Linked DNA regions of Homo sapiens: region 2 is linked to region 1. A link is a loop called in an ENCODE intact Hi-C map of the cell type or tissue named here. Cell type or tissue: PC-3. All regions are shown on one strand. Links, peaks and the distances in the headings refer to the core of each region. The heading gives the core; the rest is flanking DNA. Region 1 has its middle 750 kb from the start of HULC. Region 2 holds the start of LOC107986562 (a long non-coding RNA gene).

Region 1 (12,222 bases), core at 5,779-8,278:
GGGTGCCAATTACTCTCTTGTTGTCTCTTTCTAATATTATTTTAAAAGGAAATTCTGGCAGATTCTTAATTCTTTCAGTACGCAGTGGTACTGACATTTGGATGATTGACATTGTAAGGAAATCCGTTTGTAGTCATAGACTTGTGATAAACGTCTTAAGATCATTGCACAATGCAGTTACTTTGCTGGACAAACCTTTCAAAACACAGGATCCAAGAAAGAAAATATATTAATAAATAGGATCGCTGAAGTAAAGGAACACGTTTCTAACATTGAGTCACAAGGCCTTTACTAATAATAGAGGAACAATTAGGGGCAATAATCGGGTCAGCTGTTTCTCACTTTTTCTTCTTCTATTGCTTCCCATTCATTCATTCAATACATATTTCTTTGTTGTGCTAGTCAGAGGTATGTGTGGATAAATATAACAGACATGGTTCCTGTGATTTTGGGGATTGTGGTCATTTAGAAATTATAGTTTCTGAGGCTAAAATTTTCATTCATGAGAGGAGATATAATTTAGAGATTAACACCTTTCCTATTACAAAAATCACAGTACATAATCATTCCTCTCCTCATTGGTAACAACTGTACATGAATGCTTCAAACGTTTCTATTTTTTTTAAAAAAAGAGGAGGTGTTAGGAAGAATGAATGTAAGAGAAAGTGGTAACTTATTGTTTCTCCAGAAAGTAAGGAAATGCTAAAAAATCATGTTAATGAGCATATTAAAAGGACAGTGTTGCCAACTTGAAAGAGCCCTGTCTTAGTCCATTGTGTCACTATAACATAACACCACAGCCTGGGTCATTTATAAAGAAATTGATTTCTCATAGTTCTGGAACTGAGAAGTCCAAGGTCCAGACACCAGCAGGTTTCCTTGTGTGATGAGACCAGTTGGTCTGTTTCCAAGATGGCATCCTCCAGAGAAGAGGAAAGCTGTGTTCTCACGTGGCAGAAGGGCTGGAAAGGTAAAAGGGACCAAACGTCCTCATCAAGCCGTTTTACAATAGTGTTAATCAATTCATAAGGGTGGGGCCCTTCTGGCCTAAACCAGGGGTCCCTAACCCATGGAGTGCAAACTAGTACCAGTGTGTGGCTTGTTAGGAACCGGGCCACACAGCAGGAGGTGAGTGGTGAGCAAGTGAGCATTACTGCCTGAGCTCTGCCTCCTGTAAGATTGGGGCAGCATTAGATTCTCATAGGAGCATGAACTCTATGTGCTCCTTATGAGAATCTAAGGCATGATGATCTGAGGTGGGATACTTTCATCTAGAAACAATCCCCCCTCTCCCCTCCCCCCTCTCTTCTTGGCCATCTGTGGAAAAATTGTCTTCCACAAAACCAGTCAGACTGGTCCCTGGTGCCAAAAAGTTTTGGGACCACTGGCCTAAACATTTCCCCAAAGGCCCCACCTTTCAACATTGTTGCATCAGGGGTTAAGTTTCAACACATGAATTTTGGGGGACACATTCAGAGGATGGCAAGCCTCAGCTGTCCCAGTCAAATCTGAGATAATTTGAACATCAAAATAATTATCAGAGAAGCGGATTATAACTCATTATATAAGAATTTATATGAATATAAATCAATAAATACATCAATAGAGAAAAGGAGAACATCTCTTTCCTCAAGTAGAACACTGACATAAATATGCAAACATGAGGTTAGAAAATCATCAATAAAAAGTAAAACTCATGGTGCAAATTTGTTAAGGAACAAGATGTTTACATAGGCTCACAGTATCTCTCAGTAACTTACTTATTAATAACAGGGAATATTAACTTTACAATATAAAGACCTAAGTTGATCCCACATTAATTCAGTCTCCAAATATTACATCACTAATATTTGGATTAACTGACAGCATGCACTTTCTAATAAAATGAGATAAAAAGAAAACATGTTTGATGTATTTCTACTAAAAATGCATAATCTGAATTCAATTATGACAAAACATCAGACAAACCTAATCTGAGTAGCATTCTACAAAATAAAAAAAACAAAGACAGAGGAAGTATTTCAGATTAAAGTTGATTAAAGAGATATTGCTAAACTAAATGCATAATCGTGGCCTTGATCTTGAACTAGTAAAAAAAATGTAGCTATAAAGGACATTATTGAGATGATTGATAAAACCTAAATATGAATGGTACATTAGATAATGGTATTTTATTATTGTTAAATTTCCTGATAATGATAACTGTACTGTGGTTATGTGAGAAAATATTCTTTGTTCTTAGCATATGCAGACTGAAGTATTTAGGGGTAAAGGGACATGATATCTTTAACTTGCTTTCAAATAGTTGAGAAATATGTTTTATCTATCTATCTACCTATCTATGTTTTTATCCAGGGAGACAGTATGAGAGAGAACAGTAAAGCAAGTGGTAAGGCAAAGTGTAAATAAATCGTGAATGGTAATAGTGAATGGTGAAGAGTACATGAGAGTTCCTTTTCTTATTCTTGCAAGTTTTCTGCAAGTTTGAAATTATATCAAAACAGAAAGCTTTATAAAAAAGGAAATAGGTATGAGAATTCTTTGAATAATAAATACATACTTGTAATTTGAAAGTTAGATACAACAGAGAATTTTCTAGGAAGATAGGTAAATAAATATAAATGATCATGGAAATGCAGAGCAACAAAATAGATGGGCCCAGGTGGGTTTTTAAATACTCTTTGTATGTATCAGAATTTCAAGAAATAGATAATCCATAACTTATGCACACTGTTCCAGAGGGCAGAAAAAGAAGAGCTTAGAAACCCCTAAGGTACAAGCCTAGAATAGCCTCAATATTAAACTGAGCCAAGGACCACATAAGAAATGGAGACATTTATTAATTTATTGTATAACCGTAGGTAAAAGAAACACCAACAAAGATAAAATAATTATCAAGTGAATCTGGAGTATGAGAAATGTTCTAGCTCTTGATCTCAGTCTCGGTGGTTCATGGATATATGCGTACATAAAAATGAATTGAGCAGTACACAAGATGTGTGCAATTTACATGCCTACCTGTAAGCAATGTTGCAACTCAATAAAAATGTTTTTAACTGTTCATGTGGCTGGGGGGAATGGTATAATACCCTTGCTTGTGCAATCACTTAATTAAAAAAAACTCTTTCATGATGTTTTAATATGTATTATCTTGTTTTAGATGTTCCATAGGATTCCAAAAGCTTTTATCCTATCCCCTAGCTTATTCCTGTAAAAATCCATTTAATCTTTGCTCACAAGCACTAAATAATCTAAATATACAATCCTAATTGCAGATGTTGAAAGATTGTGAGTAAAAAAATCAACACCATGAAAGATGTTTTTTTTTAACTTACTCAAATGGCATTTTTGGTTTCCCCAAACTTTATTTTCTCTTAGCATTCTCAGTCTTTTATAACTGGCTGTATGGCGTGGCAGTCTTCCAATACACTCAAAAAGCTTGGAGGAGCCATCCAATGTATATTAATCCTCTGTGAAAACAAATAACTTGAGTGCTCGCTCTCTTGCAGCCTCAGCCATTAATGTTGGTGGATGGTTTTGATGGTATAATCTGTGTGTTGCCAACACAAAAGTCTGTTACCTTCTCCTCAGTGCCAATCTTATCTTTATTCCTGTAAATTGATGAAGGAATTTACTCCACTTATTGATGGAGGAATATTACAAAACAACAAATAGTATCTCTGCTTGATTCATACACCAAGACTCTGGGAAAGATCTGGTAACACCAAAGAAAATCTTCATGGTTGGAATGAAGCAAATAAAATGTAGCCAAACAAAGAAAAAAACCAAGAGCCCATTGCTTTCCAGCATTACATCTACTATGATGTATTCTCTGAAAGCCGCCCAAGTATAACTATTTATTTTAACTAAAGTAATCAAGATGAATGTCAGCAGTTATGACACACACTGTTTGCTAAAGAACACATAGAACAATTGCTCAGGGCAAGCTTCATTAAGAAATCAGATAAAATTAGTAAAACTGATTATATTTCAAAACTCAGCAGCAGCTAAAATTGCCATTCAGGAGCTTCCAATTAACACAATTGGTCTTGTTCACAATCAGCTATTGTAATCTCATTAGCTTATTATATTTTAATCATTGTGACATCAGCACAGCAAAACTTATTTTATTTTGCATGGCTAAAGATTGGCTAAATTGGGTGTGTGGCCTACCCAGTCCTAGATGCAAACAGGCCTTTGCAACTTGGCATCTAGCCCATTCTTTGGGGAAATTATCCTGATCAAGAGGCAAATGCACATAGATTTCCCCCTACTCTAGTAGTGAGAAGGCATTTTGGAAACAGTCATCTGATTTAGCATCTAATGATCGGGCTATCAATTATTGAGTCAGCTGACACTGACACTGACTGAAATCATTTTGTAGTAGCATTTGGAGAATTGACAGTTTATGCAGGAAAGAGACAGAGAGAGATTGAAGAGCAAAGAAAAAGGGTGGAAGGGTGGTAGAATTCTCTGCGTACCTGTGTTTAACTACTGTACCTCTTTGTTTGACTACCTTGTTTTATTAACTATGTTCTGAAGATACTGGTCATTGCAGAAATAGAATCTTTTTGTCTTTTAGGTAAGAATAGTCGCATGTACCTAGAAAACTGGTGTTTCGTTGATATCAAGTATTGCCTGCTGCAATGAGATTATGTTCTATTGATGGGAACTGGGGTGTAACAGCCATCTACAGAAAGCAATAGGTTGCCCTATTTTCCGGCTGAAAATGCTGCGTGTTTTATGAACTGCCTCTATCTTGCACACCAGGGATGTTTCTGTAGCTAAAGCCATAATAGGATTTTCCTAAATGATACGAAAATACAAATATTCTGACCAACCAGCTTGCAGAGGTTGCTTATTCTCCAGCAAGTTTTAATACTGCATTTTTTTTGCCTCCATCTTTCAAGAACATTTTTGATTTCACTTTTCTGTTATGAGTGCTTTCTATAAAGGCATCACTGATCACTAATTGTATTCTGCGAAAAGGAAAACAACAGAGGCAGTGCGCCAATATACGTGCAAATCCTTGTTCTTGGCAGGACCCTGTATAACTGGAAAGATATGAAGAGGTAAATATTCCTAGATGTGCACACTGGGAAATTCAGAAAGCCTTCCGTGGTCTCAAAACCCTGCTATGCTTTTTTGAGTAGTTGAGACTAATTCAATCTTTAAAAAGCAGCCACTCAGCTCCTGATATTTTAATGTCCATAAATAAATAAATGAGAAAAAGTGCCCTTATAAATCCCAGGAGAGAAAGTTAAATGAAAATGGAAGATGGAGTCCTTCTGTGACTATCATATTACCATACCTAAGCACTAAAAAGGTGAACGTTCATCATTATTAAAATCATTCAATTTGTGTCTTTAATTATAACTTTTGGGGGCATGAATGGCTCCAGAGAAATTAGTCTTCTATTTGCTCCATGAAAGAATTTAATAAGTAATACATTGTGTTAACTGATTTTTAAAAATCCATTTAATTTTTCCCTGAATTCTATTTTAGGATGATGAGTTCTGATATCATAGAAATTTTTGTCCAGTATCTCTTGCTTAGACAGTCACACATTTTTGTTTCTTAAAACACAAGGTCCTGGACTTTGGATATTTACGATTTAACTTATAAATTGCTTGTCAGTTTTTCATAATTTGAGCCATAGCCTACTTAGCCATGTATTAACCAGCCGCAGTCTCAGATTCCCTTTATGAAAATCCACTCAAATTGTGTGAATGATGGTCCCAGGTTGCCTTCAAGCCATTGTCTTCATTTCCAATGGTGACACTTGCATATTTAGAGCTGCTCAGGTTGTACAATCAATAAATCTCATCTCCCCTGTCGATGACTGATTTGCAGATTGATCCCCATGTGATATGGGATCAGCATGGGCTTCATGACAAAAAGAACTTCTCATAATCCTTCATGTCTATTCTGATGACAATAGATAATTACGTTGAATTCTCACGTGCAACAACACTTACAAACCACTTTTCAGAATGTGGTTTTGTAAGTAAATCCTGAAATTCCTTAACGAAATGCAAATGGGGAGCAGGATTTGAAGATTCAGCATCATTTTACAATTTCGAATAAAGAAGTATTTTTGTAGGGAGATGATAAGTGTACATATCAGTATATGTGTACATATATACACATTTATATCTACATTTAGAGAAAGTTAAATATGCAATATATAACTTTCTATATTTACACACATATGCACACACACATATATACATGTTATTTAGTGATCATTTGCTACATATAAAAACATTGACTTTGAATACTTAGAATAAAAAATATTATTATTATCATTACCTACCATTAATTCAGTGCTTTTGGTGGGTAAAATCTATTCAGTTCAACACCTACGTTTTATTTCTAAGCATTATGTTTGGTGCATGGCATTGCAGACTTTATAAAAGTACCACAGGCAGATAATTTAAAAATCATATTATAATATTTTCAGTTGTTTTGTTACTCTTCATTGATGTTGCTGCAGATAACTTTCTTTAAATCATGTCTTACATGGGTAATCCTATCTAAAACTGATGAAAGCAAAGTTTCCACATTTGAAGAGAGGTCAGACTCAGAATTCCATTTACTTCTCTCTGTCATTGTCACATGCTATGGAGCCTGAACGAAATGAACAACTCAGCACAGTTTGAAAATCACCGTAATACCATCAACTTAATGATGACGCTATCATGATGACGTTTAAAGACGCTGAAAGAGAACAGGAAAATAAGATATTTAGTCTAAACAAAGGTTTCCATGGACACTGCCCAGTGGAGATGATTATCTCATTGGAGTGGGAGTGGGAGTTAACCTGAAGCGTAAATGGAGGTTTTTATCGAAGGCCAACAGAACAATAGGAGGAAAGGTATGGAAGGATGAAACACATGGGGGCAGGAAATGATCAGAGCATTAAACAGGTGATGGAAGGTAGCAAAACATGAAAGAAGAGGGGGTTAATTTGGGATCAAGGATGGTATTGAACACAATACTAAATAATTAAACTGTAGCCTGTAGGAATGGGTGCTATGATGAATATTTTTAGGCAGCGATACGGCTGCAACGCGGAGAATTAATTTAATGGGGTTAAGAGAAGACAGGTGAGCTGGATGCTTCCGTGCATATCAGAAGCTCTGAGGTCTGCATCCCTCCCTTAAAATCCCTAAGGTATGAGTCATTAAGCCACTCCTGCTGGGTTTAGTGACTAAGAAAGAGTCAGTAAACCTCTCCAAGTGCGGACATCCAGAAATAGCTCATTTGTTTATTCATTCAATTAAAATCCAATTATTCTTTTGTTCATTAAAGGAACATTTACCTAGTAGCCATGATGCACCATTTTGGTAGTCTCTGGGTCATGGACCATTGCAAGGTTTAATCTGAACAGCAGGGTACCTTTTTATCATACGGATTAATATTACCGGATACTTTTTAATAATTTCTGGCCACTGCGTGCAGAAGGTTGTAAGTGGGGTAGGCAGCCCTGGAAGTTTCTTTAGGTTGAATCCTGTTGCACCTCCAGGAACCACGTGAAAGGACTCTAGCATTCGCTCACTCCCCAGTTTTCTTTGAATGGACAGTGCTGACCACTTCTGGCACCTCCTCCCCTCTCTTATTCTCCCAGCGTTTGACATTAGTGCTCATTTTACTGTTTTCATCTTTTATGCCGAGGTTTCTCAACCACTACTAGCATTTGAGGCTGAATAATTGTTGGGCTGGGGCTGTTCTGTGCGTTGCAGGATGCTTGGCAGCATCCCTAGCTTCTACTCATTAGATGCCAGGAATCCACTCCTCCCCATCAGTCCCCCAGTCGCGGCAATCAAAAACAATCCCAGACATTGCCAAATGTTCCCTGGAGGAGAGAAAGGAACCACCTCTGATTAAGGACAGTGATATTTCCTATAAAACACGATTCAAGGTTTTCCTCCACTTACATGACCTAAGGTCATTGTAGGTAAACACCTATTCTCATTCATTGTAACTTTTATCTATCTACCTCCCAGGAGGAGCACACGCTAGCCACAAGTAGGATTTGTGCATAATCCCTTTACAACACATACACTGCCATGGCTATGAAAGTCCTTTTAAAAAATCATTTCATTGGAAACCAGAGAAGAGTGAGCTAGTCTCTTGAATCAAATCACATAATGTGGCTATATTCTTGTAACTAGTATGTGGCTGACCTTGAACCGCCCCATAAGTGAATCAAGATGCTGTAGTTTGCCATGTGTCAACGAGTTGTTATCATCAGTAAACAGGACGACAGCATGTCTGAGACTCTACAGATTATGGAAGAGCTCTTTTTTTTTTTTTTTTTTTTTGTCCTTTGTTAACAAACCCAAAGTTAGGCAAATGCTAAGCTCTCAAAGTATAGAGCATTTTAATAATTTGCTTTGGCAGTTGGGGCCATCATTCCATTTCAAAAATCTACCTCTGCTCGGCTTGGCAGGGTTATTTGGACTCCGGGATGTGTGCTAATATCTGCAGGAGGAAGCAGAGATACTAATAAGGACTCGCCTTGATTCCCCTTCCTTTCATCTCCCACAACTAAAACTATGTATTTTTTTCCTCGGGAAAACAAAATTAATTTTGAGTTTTTCAAAAATCTTGGCATGTACAATAATACAACAGAACCCCAATTTTGGCACTGCTGTGATTGCATTCCCTAGTTAAGCACCCTAGATATCAATACTTAATGGTATTCTCTAAGCTCAGCCAGTGAAGAAAATAGGGTTGTTATCTATCAAAGCACATTTTAGTTTCTGACAAGTAAAAAGCAGCATGGGGAATGCAGGAAGGCTGAAATGAAAGCCTAAAAGAAAACTCATATAACATCTGGTGTCCTTTATCCCCTGATGGCCTTTCATAGGATGATATGATGAGCTCGTTCTGATTTAAGACCTGATGATTTGGTTTGAGAAAACAGGAGGAGGGGGCTAGATGCAGCCAGGCTGGCAGCAAATTGGGATACAAAAATCTGCTCAAATAATTGGAAACACGACAGATTTTTTTTTTTGTAACTGATGCCAGTGGCATCTTAGTTTATCCATCTCTCTCAGTTGAATTTGTAAAGTGCATTATCTTATTGGTTTTAAAGTTTCCATCTCACTTATTTGCAGACGGAAATGTGAGCAAATCAGTCATGATGGATTGCCTAATTTTCTGGGCTGAATAAACCAGTTTTATGAGATTGTTGATTCCTAGATTATTAGTTAACAGAAACATTGATCAAGTTTTAACCTAAAAAAAAAAAAAAAAGCTTATCAGACTATTGCATTTAAACTGTTTCCTTATCGTTACATTTCCTTATTTTTACAATACTTATAGTATTGATAATGAATACGCTCATTAAAAAATTTAGAGAGCGTCTCATAGAGGGTTTTTCCTTTGCTTTTTGTATTTTCAATCCAAATGCTAAAACTGGGCTGAGCCACAGATGTCAGAAGATTAGTAATTACTCTGCCAGAAATCATCTCTGATCAAAAAGCCAGAGGAGGCCAGGCGCAGTGGCTCACGCCTGTAATCCCAGCACTTTGGGAGGCCGAGGTGGGCAGATCACCTGAGGTCAGGAGTTTGAGACCAGCCTGACCAACATGGCGAAACCCCATCTCTACTAAAAATACAAAAATTAGCCAGGTGTGGTGTCACGTGCCTCTAATCCCAGCTACTCAGTAGGCTGAGGCAGGAGAATCGCTTGAACCCAGGGGGCGGAGGTTGCAGTGAGCCGAGATCGTGCCATCGCACTCCAGCCTGGGCAACAAGAGCGAAACTCTATCTCAAAAAAAAAAAAAAAAAAAAAGGAAGGAAGAAAGAAAAAAAAAAAGCCAGAGGGAGGGGCGGAGAAAAACCATTCCCTACCTAGAAAATATAGGTCCAATTTAATCCGTTGCAGATTTCTTACTGCTTCACTTACAAAAGCTGGGAAATAAGGAAAACCAAATACTATAGAGCCATATTTTTTAAATTAAATGAATCATTTAAGGTTCATTGGCTGTGGAAGTATATGTGGTAATTAACAAGGAGAAGAATTTTTATTTGTTAATCAGAACCTTTTGACAAGGGGTTGCCTGCATGGATGCTCCAAATTTTAATGTTCCAATAAAAGCAATAAGGATCCAATAAAAATCCACCCCTTTATCATGTTTTTCTTCAAATTTGAAGTACAATCACAAAAATAAAATCATTTTGTGCTTTGTTATTTTAAAACTAAGAGTTGTAATAACCATGCCATGGGGGCTTGGGAGTGATTAACATAAATTCAGGCATCATCTTGTGAGTTTTTTTCTTTCTTTCTTTTATTTTCTGTCCGACCTTTTTTATGGTTGCGTCTTAGTGAATATAAACTTTTCCTAGTTAGAATTGCAAGTGAAAGAAGTAGTTTCTTTGCAAAAGGAAAGAAGGGAGTTAAAAACTTTTATGCAAGTAGACTTTACTGTGAAATGTTATCTTTTGTTAGTTCAAAGGTTCCCAAAGATATAAATTCTTCAGAACTGCCCTGAGGTGCTAGGGATGTAAATTGAATACTTTACAATTTGTAGACTGTTCCTGCAGTAATGTGTATCTCCTCTGTGAGTGAGTGTTTGGGGATTTTTCAATTACTGGAGTCTGAAAACTCAGAGATTCTTTAGGGCAGAAAAAAGGCTCTTCTCAAAGTTGAGTCACTGATGTTCAAATTAGCTGCCAAAAGCACTATAATGATCTGTGTTCCAGATTTTGCTAAACAGGGAAAAATGGCCCATTTTTGTCAGGGGGAAAATAACCTCCTCTAAACGCATCCATGAATAACTGCAGGATGGGTTATGCGATAGTTTGAAAGTGAAATGTATTGTTGATATGTGCTGTATATAATAGACTGATGTTGTTTCTAAAAGACTCAAATGAGCTTCTTCATATTTTTTTTAGGATGGTAGCTTAAGTATGGCCTTTAGGCTTACTGTTAACAGATTTTTACAAAATAATAAATGAATACAATGATAAAATGATATATGTGCATTTAAAATTAGGCATATTTCAGAATTCCATATAATGCAGCAAGCTCAAAATAAAGGAGTGACTAACTGAAAATTATAATTTTTAAATTTTCATCTCATTCTGCCAACTTTTTCTTAAAATGTGTGTCTTGCTCCCATCCCCAAATTAATGCAATTTACTGGATTATATTTCCAATTTCTTCTTATGGAAGAGCTGCTAAGCACTAGTGAAATAATACTAAAGAGTTAGCTTGGAGGAAAAGTCACCAAAAAATGAACAAAAGAAATAGCTTAACACTGGTACCTTCCAGCCCACTGGATCATAATGAATTGTAAGCAAAGGCAGTCTGAATTAGAGAAACATCTATTATGAGATTTTTAACCAGACAAAAATCTGTTACCAAGTAGTCATCTTCTTTTTTTTCTAAATGGGTTATCTATTTCAATTAATATATCTAAAAGGATTTATTGTTGTGCAATTTTAAATTCAAATACATGGTTCCATATTGTTTAAGCAGCTTGTTCTCTTAACTAGGTCAGCTATTCTTATGTTGTCATTTCATGCAAACTGTTTTTGAAAGAAAAAAACAACCACAAATAAAGCATTCTTTAAGTGATAGATCTATACCTTTGTTCCTGTCAGATTCTCAGTAAAACAATCATACTGAGAAGATTGAGTTTTATTCTACCAGAAAGGAAGAGATAATTTTTTTAAGGTTTCATGAACACACAACCTCATAGAACGTTTGATTTAATGGTTATTTTCTGACTCTGCTTTTTAAGGAGTAAGAGATAAAAGGTAAGAAATAAAAAGACAAAGCTAAAATGCAATTAGGTTCAACTCTGAGAACTTATTAAGTCAGAGAGGTGAATTAAAACTTTTCCATTTCTAGTTACTAAACATTTACTGAGAAACTACTATGCTTGAGGCAATAAACTACATGGGAGAGATATAAACCTAAAAATTGATCTTTGGCTGTTTAACCCCAAGGATTTTACTATGAATAAAATATGCTATACAGAACTAAGAAACAAATAAAGCAATTGATGCTGAAAAAACAAACAAAAAATAATGTAGTCTTGGGAACTCGGCAAGGCTTCTCAAGGAGGAAGGGATGCGCAGGTTGCCCATTGATGAAGAATAAGAAGGCAAAAAAGAACGCAAGGGTAGAGTCCTCAGGATAGAAAGACTGGCATAAACAAAGGCATGGAGGTGTGAAATTGCACAATGTTTGTAGGGAACTAC
Region 2 (12,222 bases), core at 3,694-6,193, 270 kb after region 1:
TTCAAACACTATGACCCAGCAATTCCACTCCTAGGAATCATTGTCAAAGAACTAGCACTCACTGTGGTTTCTAAACATGATTCTCCATGAAAAGAAAACAGATTTCCTTGGAATAAGAAATGATTTTAGAGCTAGTATGGGGAAAGTACAAGATCATCCTAGAACATCGTATTGAGCCAGAAAATCACAAAGCGCTCAAAGAATGATGAATGATGCAGCTATGTCAAGATAACATAGGATACAGTTTGATGGAGTTCCTACTGATCAAATCTCAAACATTTTGCTCATAAAAATAAATATCGGGTTGGGCGCGGTGGCTCACGCCTGTAATCCCAGCACTTTGGGAGGCCGAGGCATGTGGACCATGAAGTCAGGAGTTCAAGACCAGCCTGGCCAAGATGGTGAAACCCCATCTCTACTAAAAATACAAAAAAATTAGCTGGGCGTGGTGGCGGGCACCTGTAATCCCAGCTACTCCAGAGGCTGAGGCAGAGAATTGCTTAAAACCTGGAGGGGCAGAGCTTGCAGTGAGCCAAGATCGCAGCACTGCACTCCAGCCTGGGCGACAGAGCAAGACTGTCACAGAAAAATAAATAAATAAATATTGATAGTAATGGATTATATACTATGGTATGCTAGTAAACTGGCTCTCCATAATGGAAAAATAAAGAAGCTCTGGTTGGCAGTATTTGCTATTTCTATATTGTAAATACTCCATTATGGTTGATTTTAAGCTACCAACATTATGACAATTCACACAGATTTAAGAAGAGTTGCCTAAACGTGGTTCTCATGAGTAAGTGAGCTTGCCATAAGATATCAATTATAACTATAGAAAAAAATAAGGATACAGAAATTTATACATATTATCAATAAATGATTAAATTACTTAATGGAGGAGAAGGGAAAGCTCTTGCTTATGGTGAAATTTCAACTAACGTGGAAGAAATGATGGAGTTGAAAATAATCAATGGATGCCAAAACTAGCAAGGAAAGTTTTAACAAAGAGCTCTAGATGTACACAATCTGAAAAAAAAAAAACCACTCTAAAATTACTTAGTATTTACCAAAAAGAACATTTGTGTAACTTCACAGTAAAGATGCCATTTGCTTTATTAGTTTCAATTTCCAACACGTACGGCTTAGACTATATAACCAAGTAATCAAGGTCAGTATCTTCAGTACCGAGACAAACTGACATTATGTACCTCCTATTAGAATGCACTGATTAGGGCCAGTGTCACTTCTCTGCCACACCTACTGCATCATTCAGGGTTCTCCAGAGAAACAGGACCAACAGGGTATATTTATACAAAGAGATGTATTCTAAGGAACTGGCTTATGTGGTTGTGGGGCTGGAAAATCCAAATCTGTAGGGCACGCTGGCAGGCTGGAAACTCAGGTAGGGTTTCTACATTACAGTTTTAAGGGAATCCTTAGGGAATCCTTTTGCTTTTAGGCCTTCACTGTTTGGATGAGGTCCACTCATATTATTGAGGGTTCTCACTTTGTCTAAAAGTCAACTGATTCTAGATGTTCACCACATCTACACACTATTTTCACAGCAACCTCTAGATTAGCATTTGACCTGACAAATGTGGACCATAGCCTAGCCAAGTTGACACATAAAATTTAACCATCCCATCTGCCAAAAAGTCATAATCTGAATTCAATCATAAAAAATAGACAAATAGATATGGTGGAACATTTTATGAACTAACAGGCCTATTGCCTTCTAAATGTCAAAATAAATGACAAAAAGAAGACTAAGAATCTCATTTAGATTAAAGTAGACCAAAGAAACATGACAATTAAACATAGTCTAGGATCCTGGATTTTGAGTGGTGTTGGATAAAAAAAGTTCCTGAGATAATTGATGAAATCAGATTATGCAGTGCAGGTTAGGTAATTTTCTAATTTTGACTTATTTTGCTGTGGTTGTGTAAGAGAAAGTCATCATTCTTAGGAAGCACTCTCGGAAACACTAGAGATGGAGTGTGCACAGTATCTCCTTCTCCCTGGAAGATATCTGAATCCTGGAACCTGCAAACATATTTTCTATGTTTGCAAAAGGGACTTTGCAGATGCAATTAAAAATCGAAAAATGAAGAAATTATCCTTGATTATCATGGTGGGCCCAATGTAATCACAAGGTTCTTAGAAAAAAAGCAAGAGGGAAGCAAGAGAAGCAGAGGCAGAGACTAGGAGATTAGAGCAGAGGCTGATTTCAAAGTGATGCAAATGCTGGCTTGGAAGATGGAAGGGGCTGCAAGTCAAGGAATCCAGGCAACCTTGAGAAACCAGAGGATTGAGGCAGCCTCTAGAACGTGGAAGGGGCAGGGAGCAGATTCTCCCAGACTCTCCAGAAGACCTGCTGATACATTTTTTTAGCCCCAGAAATCTCATTTCGGATTTCTGAATTCTAGAATGTTAAGGAATTTGTGGGGTTTTTTTTTACTTTCCTTTCCATGTACATTTTATTTTTAATTTTTTAAAATTTTAGATTCAGAGGTACATGTGCAGGCTTGTTACATGGATATATTACATAATGGTGAGGTTTGGGCTTCTAGCACACCCATCACCCAAATAGTGAACATTGTACCAAGTACATAATTTTTTTAACCCTCGGCCTCTCCCAGGCTCCTCACTTTTGGAGTTCCCAAGATCTATTTTTGCCAATTTTATGTCCACGTGTAGCCATTGCTTAGCTCCCACTTATAAGTGAAAGCATGCAGTATTTGAGTTTCTGAGTTATGTGTTACTGTAGCAACAGAAACCTACTATACACTCAAATGATTCTGAAAAAGTATGCATTTGTTTGAAACTATATATAAAGAGACAAAAATAGACAAAGCACATATAAAACATTAGCAAATTTTGGTTAAAAGGGTGTTCCTCATACTATTACACATTTTCTTTGAAGTAATGCTAAAACAGAAAGTTACAGAAAGGGACAAAAAAGATCTGTGACTTTTAAAAAAAAAAGATAAAGAAATGTTTACAGTTAAATTGACAGGATGGATAGAATTTGTTTCAAATAAACCAGGAAGGAGGTATGGATGGGGAACTTTGGACGAGCACTTGTTAGGAATGGGTAATGTGTAAGAGTTTTCAGTGTATTATTTTTGTCTGTTTTTGCATTTGTTTCAGATTCTTCTCAAAATATTCAAAAACAGGATCATTCTATCTAAAAATCGATGGAAGGGAAAATGATGCAATACTAGCATTTCATGTAACCATCAGTCTAGCTGGGGAGTTGGCAGCCTTTACTGAAAAGAAAAAATTGGCATGAACTCTAGCAGTTTGGTGTCCTATCAGTTTAATATATTTTATTTACTTGAACAGACAAACCGGGCAACAAGAGGCTTTTCTCTGAATATGTCAGCCAGCAGACGTTAACCTTTCTCTACTGTGAAGGCTACGCTGCTGTTTCTGCAGTTCATTTTGCTTTTTGTTTGCTTTTATAATTGTAGGCACTACCAAAAGTGTTTAGAGCACTCTGTTGAAAATGGCAGTATTTGAAGAAACTGGATGTCACTTAAAATATGATCCTTGGATAAACATCACATGCTGCTGGCCTTCTTACAAAATGAGTAAGCACTGACTTTCTCTTTCTGGCTGCCAAAGCCACTTTGATTTTCCTGGAGACTTCTATTTAGCAGGTAGTTTGAGGGGACTATGGGGAGGGGACAAATATCGTACATTTGGATTACAATCTTTATTTGCTTCACCTGCCCTCTTTTTTGAGTAAAAGAGTTAAGGACATGTTTCTATACAATGAAAAACAAACTAAAATTATTCAGAGAGTTAACCTAACTTTTTGCCCTTCCCCAATGAGACATATAAATGAGAGCTTGCATTTCTTGGCCAGATCCGATGAATTTAAATTTTCCATTAACATATAATAGGTTTAGACTATAAATCCCTTTGAGCGTGGGAATCAGTGAGGAAAAACAACACTCTGGAAGCTATTGCTCAAATAAGCTCAAACACTTATTTTAGAATATACCATGCCTGTAAAGAGAAAGATAATACATTTTATGTGTGTCAATTTTTAAAAAAACAGCAAGATTTTTAAAAAGCCATTTTATCTCTGAGAGATTCAATGACCATGTTTGATGACAAGCCAGATGGCAGCATTCCCTAGACCCGGTGCCAAGACACATGACAGGAGCCGCAATTTACCTTCCGTGGTGAGGCTAGCTGCTGAAGCACACCACAGCTGCAGGCGAGCGGGCTGCTGCCGGTAGGTGCAAGCACAGTTGGTTCCCTCCCAATTTGGATGCAGCAGGTAAGAGGCTGAATCAGTACCCAGCAATTATGGAATTGGCATGCGCTGCATTGTTTACTCACAGTAATATTCCTACCGGACTTTATTAAAACACCATCTGTTGTCAGGGCAGACAAAGAATCCACATAGAAATACATAGCAAGACAGAGAGAAAAAGAGAAAATAAAAACATGCACGTGTGTACTGGAGCGCTGCTACAGGATTTGGTTGCATTTCTAAGAGGCCACGTTTGACCCTGAGGGTTATCTTTTAACATGATATCCCTACTCTCCCAGATTTTTGTTTTGGGTTTCCGCTGCCAGCTAGGCCAAAACAATTTGTGGTCCAAATGAAGTTGGCTGTGTGTGAGTCAGGCTGGAATTGAAGGCAGCGAGTGCACGCATACGGGTGGAACCCAATCACATTAGCAGGACTACAAATTAAAACCAAAATGATGCAAAGTCAAGTCATCCCACTGAATGATGCTCAGAGTAAACTTCTGAGTTAATGTCCAGAATATAGGCTGAGTAATAAAGGATATCTGCCAATAATAATAATACCTTCAGGGCACAAGGTAAAGTGACTGTTTTTTACAATCAGCTGTTTTCTCTCACTTTTTTTAATCCTGCAGATGGGGACCAGATATTTCTAATACACAGCTGGTCTCTGCAAGTGGCCAAGTGTAATTTTTCATACACCCGCATACCATTCCAGGTGAAATTAATTACTGAGAATTCCTCATCAGAAAATATACTAATAAAATGCGATGCAAGTAATTAAATATGCAAATACAAGAACGACGGCATTAAAACTCTGATATGTCATTTCAATTCTTCTAATAGACATCTGTCTATTCGGAACTTCAGTGCGAAACAAAATCAGAAACAGAACAAACCTTAAAATAAAAGTGTAAACAAGTCCCAATGCATATGGCAAAATGCAAGCTGCAGGAAAATGAATCTAAAACAAGCACTGAATACTTTCCTGGTAAAAAAGTTGGCTCAGCTAAAATATATATTCAAATGTTACGGAGCAAATGAATTAGGAGCATTTGGAGAAGCCGAGGGGAAGCTCATGCCGTGTATGATGTCATCGTCTGCTTTGCCTGATACTCAGACCCCTGATATTCTTGCCAGGATATGAGCAGTCATTCTAATTTACAGAAATGCTGTTTACCACTTTGCAAGCCATACCAATATTTACAGAGAATTCAATGAATGAATGAAAAGAAACAGCTGCGACTCCTTCCACCTCATTGCCCATTTCATCTCTAACTCTCCTCCTCTGTGCTGTCTTATTTATAGTCATTCTGTTGAGCAATGGATTGGGTTTGGCAGCATTCAATACACTGATGCCTGTTTGTTAAACACATCACTATTCCTGCTATGAATTTTCCCTTTCCTAAGTGTGCTTTATAGAGAATACCATGATTGACTGACTATATTCTGCATTTATATTTTAATAGGCTTCAAAATGCATGAATACCCCAATTATGTATTTTTTCCCTAAAACTGCTTATATGGTGGTTTTAAGTCTATTCTTAATATCATAATTTATACTCACTGATGATATTTTGCTATTTGGTAATGTATGTGTGCTACAGCATAAGTTACTGTAAAGAATGTCTAAAAAATAAAAAGGCACAATTCTTTCCTTCAGGGAGCTTAAAATTTAGTTGGGGAAGTAATGTATATGCTGAAACAACAGAAGGCAATATTAAGTTATATGTGATGAATATTAACATGTAAAGCCAACCAGCAGAAATGCAGAAACTCAGAGGAAGAAGCAACCAGGGAAAAGAGTTATTTTTCATAAGATCTAGCCTGTGAAAGTTAAAAAAGATTATGAACAGGTAAAGAGGAAAGAACAGAGCAGGGTCTTTGGGGGACACTAAACTGGGTTCTTGGTCCAAAACAGCAAAGGCAATGATGATTTCATGAGTAACACTTTTAAGAGGCTCCCATGGTTTATTGCACCCTGCCCAAGGACACCAACCTTCCAGGGAACATGGTGAAGGTTTTCATGAGGGAGAAAGGAATAGAATCTCTGAAAATATGTTTAGGCTCAATCAAATTTAGATGTTCAGCATTGTCTGCAGAAAGGCTATATAAACATTTGGAGACCAAAGGTTACCAAGAAAGAATAAACTGGTGAATTGATTGTAGTAACTGAAAATACTTGAATAACGAGGATACCTTGCAGGACCTCAACGCCCTTGTTCTAAGTTTGCTCCTGCTGTATCAGAAGAATTTTGTTTAGATTCTCCACTAGCTCCTGGAGCAAACCAAATGAGCATGCATATTTGATGGTTATAATAACCTGGGCTACAATAAGTGAGCTCCATACTCAGGGCACCAGAATGACAGATGTTAAAGCTTCAGCCAGGCTTGAAAGGAAGGAGACTGAGGTCAAAGACAAATACAATAACTGTCTCTGTAATAGGTCTGAGGGTGAAGCCAAACCATGGATTAAATAAAGGCTTTGCAAGGTGTGAAGGCAGGAAGAGCTGGAATAGGTGAGGTGATGAGGTGTGAGCGGCACATGTGAGTAGACTGAGAATAGAGGGTGTCTTAGTTCACTTTGTGCTGCAGTAACAGAATACCACAGACTGGGTCATTTATATGGAAAATAAATTTAATTTTTTCCACTTCTGAAGGCTGGGAAGCCCAAGGTCAAAGAGTGGCATCTGGTGAGGGCCTCCTTACTACATCATCCCATGGTAGGAGGTGGAAGGACAAGAGAGCAGAAGAGCAAGAATGGGCATGAGAGGGCTAACTCACTTTTACTCAGGAACCCCCTCCTGAGATAACTAACTCACTCCCTCAGTGATGACATTAATCCATTCATGAGGATGGAGCCTGCATGTTCTAATCATCCCATAATGGGCCCACCTCTTACTACCATCACAATGGCAATTAAATTTCAATATGGGCCCCGGAGGGGACATGCAAAAAACAGCAGAGGTCATGAATATTATAGGGTTATCTGCGCCCTGGCTTTATTTGGTGCTAAGTAGGGGCCCAGGCACAGGCTATCCAGGAAAGAAAGAGAGAAGAGAGAAAAATAAATTGCCATTTTGCCATTTTACCCCATAGTATACATTTTATTAAAGACTTTCTTCTCATCCTGATAAAAATTGATTTCATTTAAATAAAAGCATGACTTTAAATTATATCACCATTAACTTCAGGTCTTTAAATTATATCATTAGTAACATCATTAACAGAAAAAGTTGATAAATCGATAACTATCTACATGGAATGATTCGAGATTGAAAAATATTTTCTTCATAAACGATTCCCAAAGAACTGTTTCTACAAGGTAATATTTAGCTCATCTTTTACCCTCATTTTCCCAAGTATTCTTAACCCTTCCTCACTGGAAAATTCTATGGGAATAAGCTTCTGGTTTAGAGATTATGCTGGAAGAATAAGAAATATCTCCTGGTCCCTTTGTCATCACAGTCCTTCCTTCCATCCATCATATGCCAAATGTGAATCTCTTCTCTGGAGCTGGTGTCTTCACATGTAGGCCATTGGTTTCTGCATTAATTCAAGGCATACACATCAAAATGTCTGTGGTTTTTATGAAAAATAGATATGCAAACAACTGGAACATTCTACTCTGGATTGTTTCACCATTCTCAATGATTCATGTTTTACACACACAGATGTACACACACACACACACACACACACACACACACAGCCCTGTGGTTTTTAACTTTTGGTCAAAACCAAAACAGAACCCATAAATTCAACAAGGTTGTCTCTGGTCCCCAACTGTGCTGTCAAGTAGCCCAAATAGTACCACGGAAATGATAATCCTAGGCTGTCACCACCCATACTCTCCTGTCACTGCAGGCCTGGCTGGCTCCCTTGGGTGAGAAGTTTTGAAAATAGTAGAATAAAAATATCCTAAGGCTTGTGTTTATACCACAGAATAGAAAGTTAAGAGAGCCTTTAGGGAAGCTCTTCATGGCCCTTTCTATCTTGAATTGCACAAGAGAGTTCTTCTCTATAAGGCTGAACCTTGGCATTATATAAATATTGACAGGAAGAATGCAACTGCAGGCTTTCCACAGGCACTCCTTGTTGTGTTGAAATGCCAAGAGCCTCTAAATACAGATAGAATCTTCCTTTCTTTTGCTTTTTCCAATGGTAACAGTAAGTATTTTAGGCACAGATCTCCACGGTGTCTCAATACATGGACACTAGATTGAAACACTCAGTGTTGATGAACTGATCAGTGGTAAAATCTAACACTTTAGCACAGAAGCCAGGTCTATTAGGGAGCAGAATAGCTGGCATTGAGACAGACTTCTTAGGGGTCTCCACACTGAATAGTTGCCCAGAAGTAAGTGATAGCTGCAAGGAGAAGCTTTCAGATAGAGCTAAAAGGAATTAGAATCTGTCTTTATATTTTAAAAGCTGGAATACTAAAACTAGATTCCTGGCACGGCAAGGAATCTAGTTTTGCAGTTACTGCAAGCAAGGAACATACTTTGATTGTCTTTCAGGTACATGCATAGTGAAATTAAAGGAGTTTTCCTGTTGAAGGAGAAGGATTTGAGACAAGAGTGATATGGTTTGGCTCTGTGTCCCCACCCAAATCTCATCTCCAATTGTAATCCTCATAATTCCCATGTGTCAAGGAAGGGACCTGGTGGGAGGTGATTGGATAATGGGGGTGGTTTCCCCCAGGCTGTTCTGGTGATATTGAGGGAGTTCTCATGAGAGCTGATGGTTTTAAGTTCCCTCTTCTTGCTCTCTCTCACCTGCTGCCATGTAAGACATGCCTGCTTCCCCTTCTTCCATGATTGTGAGTTTCCTGAGGTCTTCTCAGCGATATGGAGGCCTCAGGAAATTTTTTCTTTATAAATTACCCAGTCTAGGCCGGGAGCGGTGGCTCAAGCCTGTAATCCCAGCACTTTGGGAGACCGAGGCTGGCAGATCACAAGGTCAGGAGATCAAGACCATCCTGGCTAACACGGTGAAACCCCATCTCTACTAAAAATACAAAAAATTAGCCAGGGGCGGTGGCGGCGCCTGTAGTCCCAGCTACTCAGGAGGCTGAGGCAGGAGAATGGCGTAAACCCAGGAGGCGGAGCTTGCAGTGAGCCGAGATCGTGCCACTGCACTCCAGCCTGAGCGACAGAGCGAGACTCCGTCTCAAAAAAAAAAAAAAAATAATAATAAATTACCCAGTCTTGGGCAGTTCTTTAGAGCAGTGTGAGAACAGACTCATACAATGAGTCTCTCTTTATCTTGAACTGTTAGAGAGAATGAAGAATTCTTGGCAAGGATTGAGAAAATGGTCCAAGACAGAACTTTTTAAAAAAGATTAATTTGTAGTCAATAGGAAGAATGTATATATTAATACATATATAAAAGAGGACTGGGCCGGGCACAGTGGCTTATGCCTGTAATCCCAGCACTTTGGAAGTCCGAGGCAGGTGGATCACTTGAGGTCAAGAGTTCAAGATCATCCTGGCCAACAGAGTGAGTCTCACTCTGTCACCCAGGCTGGAATGAAGTGGCACGATCTCGGCTCACTGCAGCCTCCGCCTCCTGGGTTCAAGTGATTCACCTGCCTCAGCCGCCAGAGTAGCTGGGATTACAGGTGTGCACTACCCTTCCTGAGAAACCTTTAAGGCAAAGAAGTACGTAGAGAATACACAGAAATTTTCCAAGGATCATGAAGGTTAAGAATTGGGATTCATACCTAACACTACAGAAAGTGTCTATATAAATTCATAGAGAATAAATAAGTTATTTTGAATTTTAGTGGAAAAAGCTGAACAAGACCCCAGAATACTTCAGATGAGATAAGATAAGGATGAACTATGGCTGATGACAGAAAAAAAAATGCCTTATTTGAAGAAAAGAGAATAAATAGACCTGAAAGCAGAAAAAATCCCTATGTCAAGAAATTATAATCATTTATGTAAAATCATTTAACATAGAATGCACATTAAAAGGCAATGGGGTAAAGATCAAAAGATCAAAAGACAATACAAATGATTTTGGTATGGAGGTAGCTCAGAGATTATCTTGTCAAATGAGATTATGGGTAATATTTTCCTGATACAGATGAAAATCTGGCATAAAGGCAATTTATGGTCACAGTAGTATTCAACTGTTGGGTCACTGTTTCTTTTCATTCTTCTAAAAGTAGAACACCTAAAACATTCTTATTTTTTCTGCAGTTTCATGAATCAGGAAGTTGAAGAATAATAAGGAAACCCTTATACTCAATTTAGTTCTAAGCATCATTTAATAATTTGAACTAATGGGAAACGTAAGGGAGACTGTCCATGTCATTTTAACTCTTGGTTACCAAGGAAATATATTAATGATGATTAGAGCCAAACAAAACTGAGATAGGATCGAGTTGGGATGGGAAAGCATGCCATGGGCTTTGGCATAAGATACATCTGGTTTTAAGCCTCCTAGACTCAATTATTTACTATCTTAGGGACTTTGATCAAGTCAACACTTCTTTTCTGAGACTTTTGTTTTCATTTCTAATGAGTAGTTTACATATATCCAGAATACAGTGTCATTACCATATGCTGCCCTAGATCAAAAAATTTGACTTCAGAAATTCTGTAATTCTCTCTTCTATCAATAAGGTCACTGAAATAGAAAATTACTGTAATAATTCAAAATCTCGCAATTAACTATGTCTGCATATGGGGAGAGGAAAAATAGTCATACTGGGCAAGTTACTAAGCAACCACTTTGTAAAACCCTATCTCACCAGGCTGAGAAGAGAACAAAGAAATGATGCTTTCCTGTTAGGCCCTATTAATCCCCTTTAAAGGTGACACATTACCAACAAAAAGATGGCCAGTCATTTCTTTAACAACTTGTTGGTAAATGGGGTTTTGCATTTCTATGACTCTCCTTCTAATTTTCCTATATTAAATTTTAATGTTTCTTGAGACATGGACCTCTTTGGGAGTCATGGAAGCTCCAGTAAATAAATGAATGCTTGAAAAACCTAACAGATAGTTGCACACATATTTTGTCCTTGAAACCCACTTATGGATCCCCAGATAAAGCGAAACATAGAAGTATATTATTTCTAATTTCTTAGATTTGCACTCAAACTCCAAAAATATTTACTTATTAAAATAAAATGCAGATATTAAACCCAAGGAAATTATGTTTACTAAAAAAGAAGACAAACAAAAATACTCCAAAAGTCACTTTTATAAGAAATATTGCAATTAAAAATACTGAATGGGGCTATGATGGAATGCAGGACAGTGTATTCTTTGCGTGATCCCATTTGAAAATTTAATGGGACTCATAATCTCAGAAAAATTGACTACAATCTGCAGATGAGAGTCAACCTATATTTTATTAGCATAAAGAAAAAAAAAAAACACTACTTTAAAAAACCCACAGCTGTTTTTCCAGATGATTCCAGAAACTACCTTACTGTAATTATGTGGGGGCACTTTTGAAATGCTGATTTTTTTTTTTTTTTTTGCCATACCTACTGAATCAAAATCTCTACGATGATGCCTGTAAGTGTGTTTTTAACAAGCATCCTGACTGATCTTTAGCTAAGCTAAAATTTGAGAAACACTTTGCCATAGTTTTAAATATCTTCATTAAGAGTATCTGATATCTAACCAAAACTTAAATCCTACAATATTAAATTTCACTTCGCTGAATGAAATACATTTCCAACCTAGATTGCCCTATATTTTTGGTATGGATACTTTTTATAGATTTGATTGTATTGTCCATGGGAAGTTAAAAGAGCTAAAACACTAAGGGGTAAAAAACTGCCTATCTGTGATTGTCATCTTGTTCAGTTAATAAGAAATAATAACAATCATATCATCCTGGGAAGCAACATGAGTTGTAGTGACCACTTTCACCTTGACAGCAGAACAGTAGGATCTCCAGAGATTATTTTCTGAGAAAGGCATAATA

The links. A loop is a pair of places that touch in the nucleus more often than their neighbours do. Peaks named below come from ENCODE experiments on the same cell type or tissue, not always from the same donor. Only the 100,000 strongest peaks of a DNase experiment are listed, where the experiment ranks them.
Region 2: a loop joins it to region 1, with 2.7 times the contacts of the local background. A loop is called at or near these places in 1 of 110 quality-filtered maps.

Annotation. Positions count from the first base shown.
Region 1 is chr6:9,400,537-9,412,758 of GRCh38, reverse strand. No RefSeq gene overlaps it. Among named protein-coding and RNA genes, the nearest start is that of HULC, 750 kb to the right of the region's middle. RefSeq lists an enhancer at 6,742-7,941. In PC-3, for the core only: no CTCF peak of the experiment used is centred there; DNase peaks (open chromatin) are centred at 6,818, 7,198 and 7,898; H3K4me3 peaks cover 1,510 bases; H3K27ac peaks cover 2,099 bases.
Region 2 is chr6:9,132,392-9,144,613 of GRCh38, reverse strand. LOC107986562 (a long non-coding RNA gene) reads left to right here and starts at 4,216. Exons shown (of 2, transcript XR_001743957.2): 1 at 4,216-4,291. In PC-3, for the core only: no CTCF peak of the experiment used is centred there; DNase peaks (open chromatin) are centred at 4,223 and 4,673; H3K4me3 peaks cover 1,437 bases; H3K27ac peaks cover 1,464 bases.